Linked DNA regions of Homo sapiens: region 2 is linked to region 1. The links are chromatin loops, found by intact Hi-C in ENCODE. Cell type or tissue: mucosa of descending colon. All regions are shown on one strand. Links, peaks and the distances in the headings refer to the core of each region. The heading gives the core; the rest is flanking DNA. Region 1 overlaps MSI2 (musashi RNA binding protein 2). Region 2 has its middle 7.8 kb from the start of CCDC182.

The links. Hi-C counts contacts between places; a loop is a spot of excess contacts. Peaks named below come from ENCODE experiments on the same cell type or tissue, not always from the same donor. Only the 100,000 strongest peaks of a DNase experiment are listed, where the experiment ranks them.
Region 2: it touches region 1 in a loop (7-fold over the local background); 1 of 110 quality-filtered maps calls a loop at or near these places.

What each region holds. Positions count from the first base shown.
Region 1 is chr17:57,411,957-57,416,352 of GRCh38, reverse strand. The region is part of intron 6 of MSI2 (musashi RNA binding protein 2); the gene reads right to left. Among named protein-coding and RNA genes, the nearest start is that of MSI2, 160 kb to the right of the region's middle. In mucosa of descending colon, for the core only: no CTCF peak of the experiment used is centred there; a DNase peak (open chromatin) is centred at 2,083.
Region 2 is chr17:57,735,348-57,739,743 of GRCh38, reverse strand. No RefSeq gene overlaps it. Among named protein-coding and RNA genes, the nearest start is that of CCDC182, 7.8 kb to the left of the region's middle. RefSeq lists a silencer at 2,935-3,113 and an enhancer at 3,781-3,850. In mucosa of descending colon, for the core only: no CTCF peak of the experiment used is centred there; no DNase peak of the experiment used is centred there.

The DNA.
Region 1 (4,396 bases), core at 130-4,129:
TTTAAGATCAGGCCACACTGGAGCACTCCAGTTAGCTTTTTAAAGCTGCCTTAAAAGAACATTTTTAATGCACCATCTCCTTTGCTTTGAACTGATTTCTCATTGCAAACAAACAACCCCCTACAAATATCTGCTTTCCTCTGCTTCTCCTCTGGTCTCGGCTGCCAGGCAAGCACTGAGTGCTTGGGGACACCACCATTAAGATGGTGGTTTTCAATAGAAACTTGGCATTTATCATAGTGAGAGTATTATCTTCTCAACAGAAGCTGACAATTTGTCCTATTCCTCCCTTGAGAGAATCCAGTGAGATCACATTTGCTTCCCCTGCATGCTGTTTCTCCTACTACAACATTTCTTTGCCTGGAAAGAAAATATTGTGACTCCTTGCCATATTCACTTCATTAGCATAAGAGGAAAAAAAGCCAAATCCTCCACTTAGCCTCCCCCAACACTAACTCCAGCTGGGTTAAATCTAGGAGGATCTCAGAATGAGGACTTCCATGGTTCCGGATTTGTCAGAGGGATAGCTGTGGAGGGGTGGGGGCAGAGGCTGGGAGCAACTAAGAAACTGGTCCAAAAACCGTCCATTTGGCACACAGAGAGGGCTTTGTGCAGATTAAGGGAGGGAGTTTATCAGAGGGAGTGAACCTGGTGAAAGTCAGCAATTTGGGGGTTCAGAAACACGGGATGTTGGGGGGAATGGGGAGCAGAAAGGGAATGCAGGCAGGGGAGACTATCATTAAATACCCATGTGCCAGACCCTGGGCAAATGTGTATCTTTTCATTCTTACAACCCCATTGTAAATGAAATTGTATGCCCACTTAACGGATGAGAAACCAGGCTCAGGAGACAGTTGAATCAATAGCCCAGGGTCACAATGCTAACAGCAAATGATCTGGATTCAAACTCAGGTCTGCCCAATTCCAAAGTTGAGAATTGTTCAACTTCACCCCACATAATCCCCCCACAACCCCACATAATTCCCGACAGTCTGGCAGTAAATGCCAATGGCAAATTCGGTTCATTCGAGAGGCAAAAATGTACCCACAAACACATTCTCCATGTCCACAGCCAGATTTCTCAACATCAGGGAGGATTGTGCTGTGGCTTAATGTTGTTGGACCCATTTTCATTCCCCACCCTGGCTGATCACAAGACGGCAAGTCTGGGAGAGAAACTGCCCGATGCCCATCCAAGTACCCCCATCCCTGGTGCCCAGAGGATCCATAACATCTATGAGCCTAGATGAGTCAACGCTCTCACCGTCTCACCAGCTTTTCAAAGTCACTGACCTACCCTGGTACCTCCCAAGCAGCAAGTCTACTGCTTTTCTTAGACCAAAGACAGAAAGAAGAGAAGGAGAGAAGATGAAACAGAGTTGCATATCCCAATTTTTACCCTCCTGACATCCTTCCCTTCTCTGTGTCTACCCTCTATGCCGAAACCTGCCTGAGAATCTACCGACTCTGAAAAGGGCATTACTGACCAGCTCACCCTGCCCAGATATTCCCTTAGTTCTATTAAGCTTTTGCTGCGGGTTGGAAATAGCTAAGGGATCCTAGGATGCAGGGAAATAATGGGTTTCACATAAGGAAATGCTCCAGATAATGGAATATACTCTCTTAATGCCCCATTTTAAAAAGAAAAATCCTGGCTGGGCAGGGTGGCTCATGCCTGTAATCCCAGCATTTTGGGAGGCCAACACGGGCAGATGCTCACCTCCTTTTAAGGCCAGGAGTTTGAGACCAGCCTGGCCAACATGGCGAAACATCATCTCTACAAAAAATACAAAAAATTAGCCAAGCGTGGTGACAGGCGCCTATAATCCCAGCTACTTGGGAGGCTGAGGCAGGAGAGTTGCTTGAACCCAGGAGGCAGAGGCTGCAGTGAGCCAAGATTGCACCACTGCACTCCAGCTTGGGCAACAAGAGTGAAACTCTGTCTCAAAAAAAAAAAAAATCCTAATTTTACCCTTTGAAACTCCTTCTCCAATGACTGGAACTTCCCTGCCCTCCGATACAGAGGATCCATTCATTCCACCACTGTTTACTGAGCACCAACTACTGCCCAGGCCATAGGCCAGTCCTGGTGCTACAGGGTGAGTAAACAGACCCAGCCCCACTTGGTGGAATTTACAGTCAGGTCAAGGCAAAGAGACTACACATATCTGACTTCTTGATAAGCCAAGATTCCCTCTTCCGTATTCCCATTATGGATTCTCTCAGCTCCTGGTTTCTTTCCTTGATGACACAATCTGTAATTATTTTTATTATTTCCTTGCTTGCTTTTGGCTGGTCCTCCGCCACCCACACCCCATGCTTGTTAAGCTCCAAGTAAGCAAGGATCTTGTCTGTTCCACTCACCAAGGTGCTCCTGGCTCCTAGCTCGGTACCTGGCATTCAAGGTAATCAAGGTCTGCTGAATGAATCAATGAACAAATGAATGATGCGTGAGGCTGTAGATGCAATGCCTTGTGGGCCTAATGAGGAAGGATGACTGTTTCCCTGCACTAAACAGTCCTACATTGCGGAGCTTTTCAAGATCGAAGCCTCTTTGTTTTTATAGGTTTTCTCCCTCTCGCTTTACACTGAGTTTATTAACATCTTTCCACCCCTTAATATTTGCTATAAATTTAAAAGAAGCCAGAAAACCAAGCTTATTAGAATCATATGTAAAGGAAAAGGAAAGAAAAACTTAAATGAGGATCTGAAAAGCTCTCCCAGGAGGCAAAATAAATGCAATAAACAGATTAGTGGATCAATATATATAAAGATATTTTAACAAACATCAGCCAAATGATACTGGGACAATTTCCAGGCAGTATCCGTTACCAAAAAAAGTTTAATTATTCGAGAAAGAAATGTAAAGAGTGTTCATCAGAAGGATCCACCCAGAAGAACTCTCTTTGGGCCTACATCGGTTCAACTCTTTCATCAAAGCCAGGGCAACCGGCAAGTCAGTTCCACAAACTGGAAGCAGCGGGGTAGCCGGATGGAACTCGAGGTACATCCCACCAAAATTGCATAAAACTGAATCGTCGTCTTTATGCTCAGAAGATGCAGGAAGGGCTTTTTAGTTTGCATCATTGCCAGGGTGGGTAGAAGAATTGAGTGGTAAGCTCCCCCACAGGATAGATGGAAAAGATGAATGAGAGAACGAGACAGACAGAGAGAGAGAGAGTGTGTGTGTGTGTGTATATAAAGGCTGTTGCACTAGCAAGCCTACTGCTAGACAGGACTAAAGTGGAAACTCCAGAGTCTCAGAGGACCTGAGTCTCCAACGTTGAAAATAACACCACCAGCTCATGTTTCTAACATTTGTTAAGTGCTCACTCTGTTTCTTAGCAGGATGCTAACAACTATGTGTGCATTAGCTCATTTAATCCTCATGACAACCCTATGGGTTAAAGACCATCATTATCCCCATTTTACAGATAAAGAAAGTGAGGTGGGAAGAAGTTAAATGACCTGCCCAAGGTTACCAAGCTAGTAAACAGATGAGCTGGGTCTAATACCAGACAGACTGAGTGTAAACAACCTATGCTCTTATTAGCAGGCAATATGCTCAGCCAAGGGGGTATGAAAACTATACAGTCTGAGGGCCAAAACCAGCAGCCTCCTGACTTTTGTAAATAAAGTTTTATTGGAATATAGCCACAACCATTCATTTTCATATTGTCTTTGGCTGTCATCGTGATAGCATGGCAGAACTGAATGGTTCTAGGAGACCATCTGGGCCACAAAACTAAAAATAGTTATTATCTGGCCTTTTGCAGAAAAAGTTTGCCAGCCCCTATACTAAGGAGTAAACAATAGAGATTCTCAACTTTTCTACCTATGTACTCCTCCTAAAGGCAAAGTACGTTAAGGGACAGCCCAGAATGACCAGGAACTGATGCAGCCAGAAGCGATCCTGAAGTGTCTGCAAGTATCACAGTGTTTCAAAAAAGAATTATGCAAATATTGCATTCTGTGCCATAATATTTGTTCTAATATAAAATATTTTAGACAAACTGGCCAGGTGCGGTAGCTCACACCTGTAATCCCAGCACTTTGGGAGGCTGAGGTAGGCAGATCACTTGAGGTCTGGAGTCCGAGACCAGCCTGGCTAACATGGCGAAACCCTGTCTCTACTAAAAATACAAAAATTATTCAGGCGTGGTGGCACACGCCTGTAAACCCAGCTACTTAGGAAGCTGAGGCAGGAGAATTGCTTGAACTTGGGAGGCAGAGGTTGCAGTGAGCTGAGGTCGCGCCACTATACTCTAGCCTGGGTGACAGAGAGGAAGGTCAGAGTGACTTTCCTCAAAGAGGTACCATAGTAATTCTTCCCCCGGCCCCGCCCCCAGACGGAGTCTTGGTTTGTCGCCCAGGCTGGAGTGCAATGGTGTGATCT
Region 2 (4,396 bases), core at 99-4,098, 320 kb before region 1:
CTGCAGCTTCTTAGGTTTCTATTTAAGATGTGATCCTTTAACTAACAAACATCTCTGTCACACCAAGGCCTCTGTTTTCCCACTTGCAAATTGGGATTTGTGGGGCCAACTTCCTAGGCTTGTTTAAGAGGTAATTGAGATAAGGCATGTACAACAGTGCTGAAAGGAAATATATTAAATTATAAGAGATTGCAATCTTCTATTCCTAGTCATCTAAGAGAGCCAGCCCAAGTTTTAGACTTTTTTGATGCAGAACTAAAGAGGGGAAGCTAAGGGTCTTGTTTCAGAAAGGGCTGAGATTTATTCATGGGAAAGAAAAAATAGACACAACTAGAAGGAAACAAGGAGATGGAGAAACGTAAGAAAGAAAACCTGGCAGGCTTAGATTTTCAGAGAGAAGTCTTTTCAGTGCGTAGTTGAGAATGAGTCCTGAGAATGAGGTTGGACAGCAGAAGTATAGAAGAGATGAGGGGAGGCCAATGGCTTAGGGGAAGGAAGGCATTAAGAAGTGATGTGTATAGGAGCTAGAATTATAAAATCTTAGAAGAAAGCATGGGAGCAAATCTTAGATATGACACAAAAGGAACAAGCAACTAAAGAAAAAATAGATAAATGGGACTTCATCAAGATTAAAAACTTTTGTTCTGCAAATGGTACCATTAAGAAAGTGAAAAAGGCAACCCACAGAACGGAAGAAGATATTTACAAATCATTTATCTGGCAAGAGACTTGTATCCTAAAAAAAGAGAAAGAACTTTTTTACAACTTAATAAAAAGATAACTCAACTGAAAAGCTAGCAAAGGATCTGAATAGACATTTCTCCCAAGAAAATAGACAAATGATCAACAAGCACGCAAAAAGATACTCAGTATCCTTAGACACTAGTGAAATGTAAGTCAAAACCACAATGCAATACCATTTTACTCCTACTAATATGGCTACTATCAAAAGACTAGACAATAACAAGTGTTGGTGATGATACAGAGAAATGGGAACCCATTGCTGATGGGAATGTAAAATGGTGCAGACATCTTGGAAAACAGTTGGGCAGTTTCTCAACATGATAAACACAGAGTTACCCTATGACCCAGCAATTCCACTCGTAGGTATATACCCAATGCAAATAATAACACATCTCCACATAAAAATTGGTATGTGAGTGTTCATGGTAGCATCATTCATAATAGCCTAAAAGTGAAAACAACTCAAATATCCATCAACTGATGAATAGACAAAATGTGGTATGTTCATACAATGGAATGTTATTTGGCAATAAAAAGAACAACATATTGGCCAGGTGTGGTAGTTCACACCTGTAATCCCAGCACTTTGGGAGGCCGAGGCAGGTGGATCACCTGAGGCCGGGAGTTTGAGACCAGCCTGAGCAACATGGCGAAACCCCATCCCTACTAAAAATAGAAAAAAATTAGTTGAGCATGGTGGTGCACACCTGTAATCCCAACTGCTTGGGAGGCTGAGGCCCAAGAATCACTTGAACCGTGGAGGTGGAGGTTGCAGTGAGCCGAGATGGCACCACTTCACTCCAGCCTGGGCGACAGAGCAAGATTCTGTTTCAAGAAACAAAAACAAAACTGTTTATAAAATAAAGTGTAAATTCAAATATACAGTGAGAAAAATAAATGATGTTATGATTTATCATTCAAATCCCATTTAATATTGAGTGATACAAATATAGACTGCGATTATTTTAAATTATTTTTAGTTTATGGACATTCTGAAGCCACATGGGCTCCAGAAACTATCTAGGTTATAGATGTAAAAGGTGCCTGAATTAGAGACTGGGCCATAGAAGGCATGTCATAAATGATAAATGGATCAGAACTGGAGATCTAGAACTTGATTGACCTTCACTATCTCCAAGAGGTCTCAGGAGCTTGGCAGGGTGTGCAAGACATTCTTTTGTGCCCAAATGTGTGCTTGACTCCCCTTCATCAGGGAGATAAGGGATAGAACTGACTGCCACAGGGAGATCAAACCCCAAGCCCCTCCAGGGCTGGAAGAGATGTCTGATGGAGCAAACAGCAGCATCATGACCAGGTAGCCAGGTAGCCCCTGGTGCTGGTGACAGCTGTCACGTGACCAGGAGGTGGTCAAAAGGTCTTAAACTTTTCAGATGTGTCCCTCAAAAACCTTCACTCTAAGAGTGAGATTTCTTTGTTGACCTCTTGCCCATCTCAACCCTTTCCTTTCGGATTCCTTTCAATAGCAGAAAAGGGTAGTGGATAGACAAACTGGCCTAGCTGAAGTACCAACTCTGCTACTCGGTTTCTGCATGGCACAGGGATGTTACTCTACCCCTCACAGTGTTGTGTGATAGGACTTTCTGCAATGACGAAAATGTTCTGTAATTCTGCACTGTCAATTTAGTCGCCACCAGGCATATGTGGCTATTGAGCATTTGAAATGTAGCTAGTGGGATTTAGAAACTAAATTTTAAGTTTTATTTCATTTTAGTTGGCCATATGTGGTCAGCGGCTACAAACTTGGAGCCTCAATTTCCCCATATCCCTCATGGGGATAAAGACACTACGGGCCTCACAGGATACTTAGGTGAATTAACAGAGGGAATGCAGGTAGGGTAGGATAATTTGCTAAGACTTGTAATTATAATTCAGTTCCCTAACCCAAGAAGATAGGCTTTGTTCCTGGCCTTGGGGATTCTTGTTTGCTAGACCTCAAACAGATGTTGCCAGAGACCCAGAAGGGAATTTCGGCATTTGTGCTTGGAAGCCTAGATCATGGAGTGAAATTAAGCTGGATCAACCCAGAGTGTAGGGTGATGGAAGCAGGTGATTCTGTGTGCAAGAGGTGAAGGAGGCCAGATCCAAAGGCAAAGCTGGATCAGAACCTCAAATCTTCCAATCCACTCTGTGTGCTGAGCTGGCTGTGTGGGGCATGAGAGTCCTTCTCCCCAGGCTGGAGCAGATAAAATCTCCTTCTCTCCTCTCTCTCTCTCTCTTTCTCTTTGGAGTCTATTAAGTGCAAACAGGAGACAGCCAGCGCGTTGTCAATCAAGCCAAAGCTCACTGGGGCTGAGGTTTAGAACCAGGGTCCCTGTTCCTGGGCCAGAATCAGGACTTGAGGGAGGGGTTGCAGAGTCTGAAGGTTGGAGCTTGGTCACGATAGCCCCAGAAACAGAGCTCGCTGGGAGCAAGCAGAAGAGGTTTCTGGGGTTCCCCACCATGGGCCAACAGGCCTTGGGGCGGCAGATGGCGAGCCTGGCCAGCACAGAGTGGACACCTTGACTTTCAGAAAACCAGCCTCTTGGGAAAGGTTTTCAGAGAGCTTCCAATAGTCTTGGGCAAGAGGGCTACCTGTGTGAAAGCAGAAGGCAGGCCCTGTCCCTGAGACTCTGACAGTGGAACGCCGCTGGTTCTGGTGCCCTTGGCTTGTCTGTCACTATCGTCAATGGTTATTGCTTTGGGAGGGGTATGGCCCCATTTTTGAGTTTGACAGTTCTGGCGGAGTCAAACATGTCTCTACTAAATAAATTAGATCTCTCCAGGGCAGATCAATATTTAATGTGGGCCTTAAAAAGACCGACTCAGGAAATGAGTTTAAAAGTGGAGAATTTGCCTTAGGTAGCAATTTCTAAAATACAGTGGTATCAGGGGACAGATTATTCAAACCCAAGCCATGGATAATATAAAAACAGTTGAACAAGCCAAGTTCTTCTTCCAGTCCATCGGTGACTCTGAATCCCCTGGTTTTCCGTGTGCTACTCGCAAAGGATTAGTTCAAGTAAAAAGACACCTTAGAGAGGATCTACCCCAGGGATGGCAAAGGCCACATGCACTGCCTGGAGCCCTCCACAGGTGGCAGGCATCAGTCATCGATCCCAACACTCTTCCTGCTTGAGTTGGAGGCAGATTCATATTTTTTTTCTCAACATCTCGCTCCCAGGTAGCCACTATCTATACTGGTCACAGAGTGGCACTTGAGGTGACATTTATTTCTCATATTCATCAAGTCCAAATTTCTCATTTAGCAGAGGAGACGCTCAAGGTTACATAGTGATTAGTGGCTGATACAGGACCAGTGCCCTGTCTTCTTGTTTCTAAAATAGACTTTTTCCCCACAGGAATGTATTAGAGGTTAGGGTTCCATCAGAGATATTTTACTGACCCCTCTGTGAGCAACACAGGGCTTTCCCTGAGCAACATTTGTCTTTTTTTCTAGAGATAAAATTAGAGCATTTCAGGGCTAGAAAGCAACTTAGAGATCTTCTCCTTCTACTCTTTCTATCATGGGGAAATGAAAACTCAGAGAGGTCAAGTGATTTGCTTAGAAACACATAACAGGTGGTTCTTTCCTCTGCAGCAGCAATGTGCATTTCAGTCCTGGAGTTCTCATTTCAAGGCCTTAGGCAAAGTA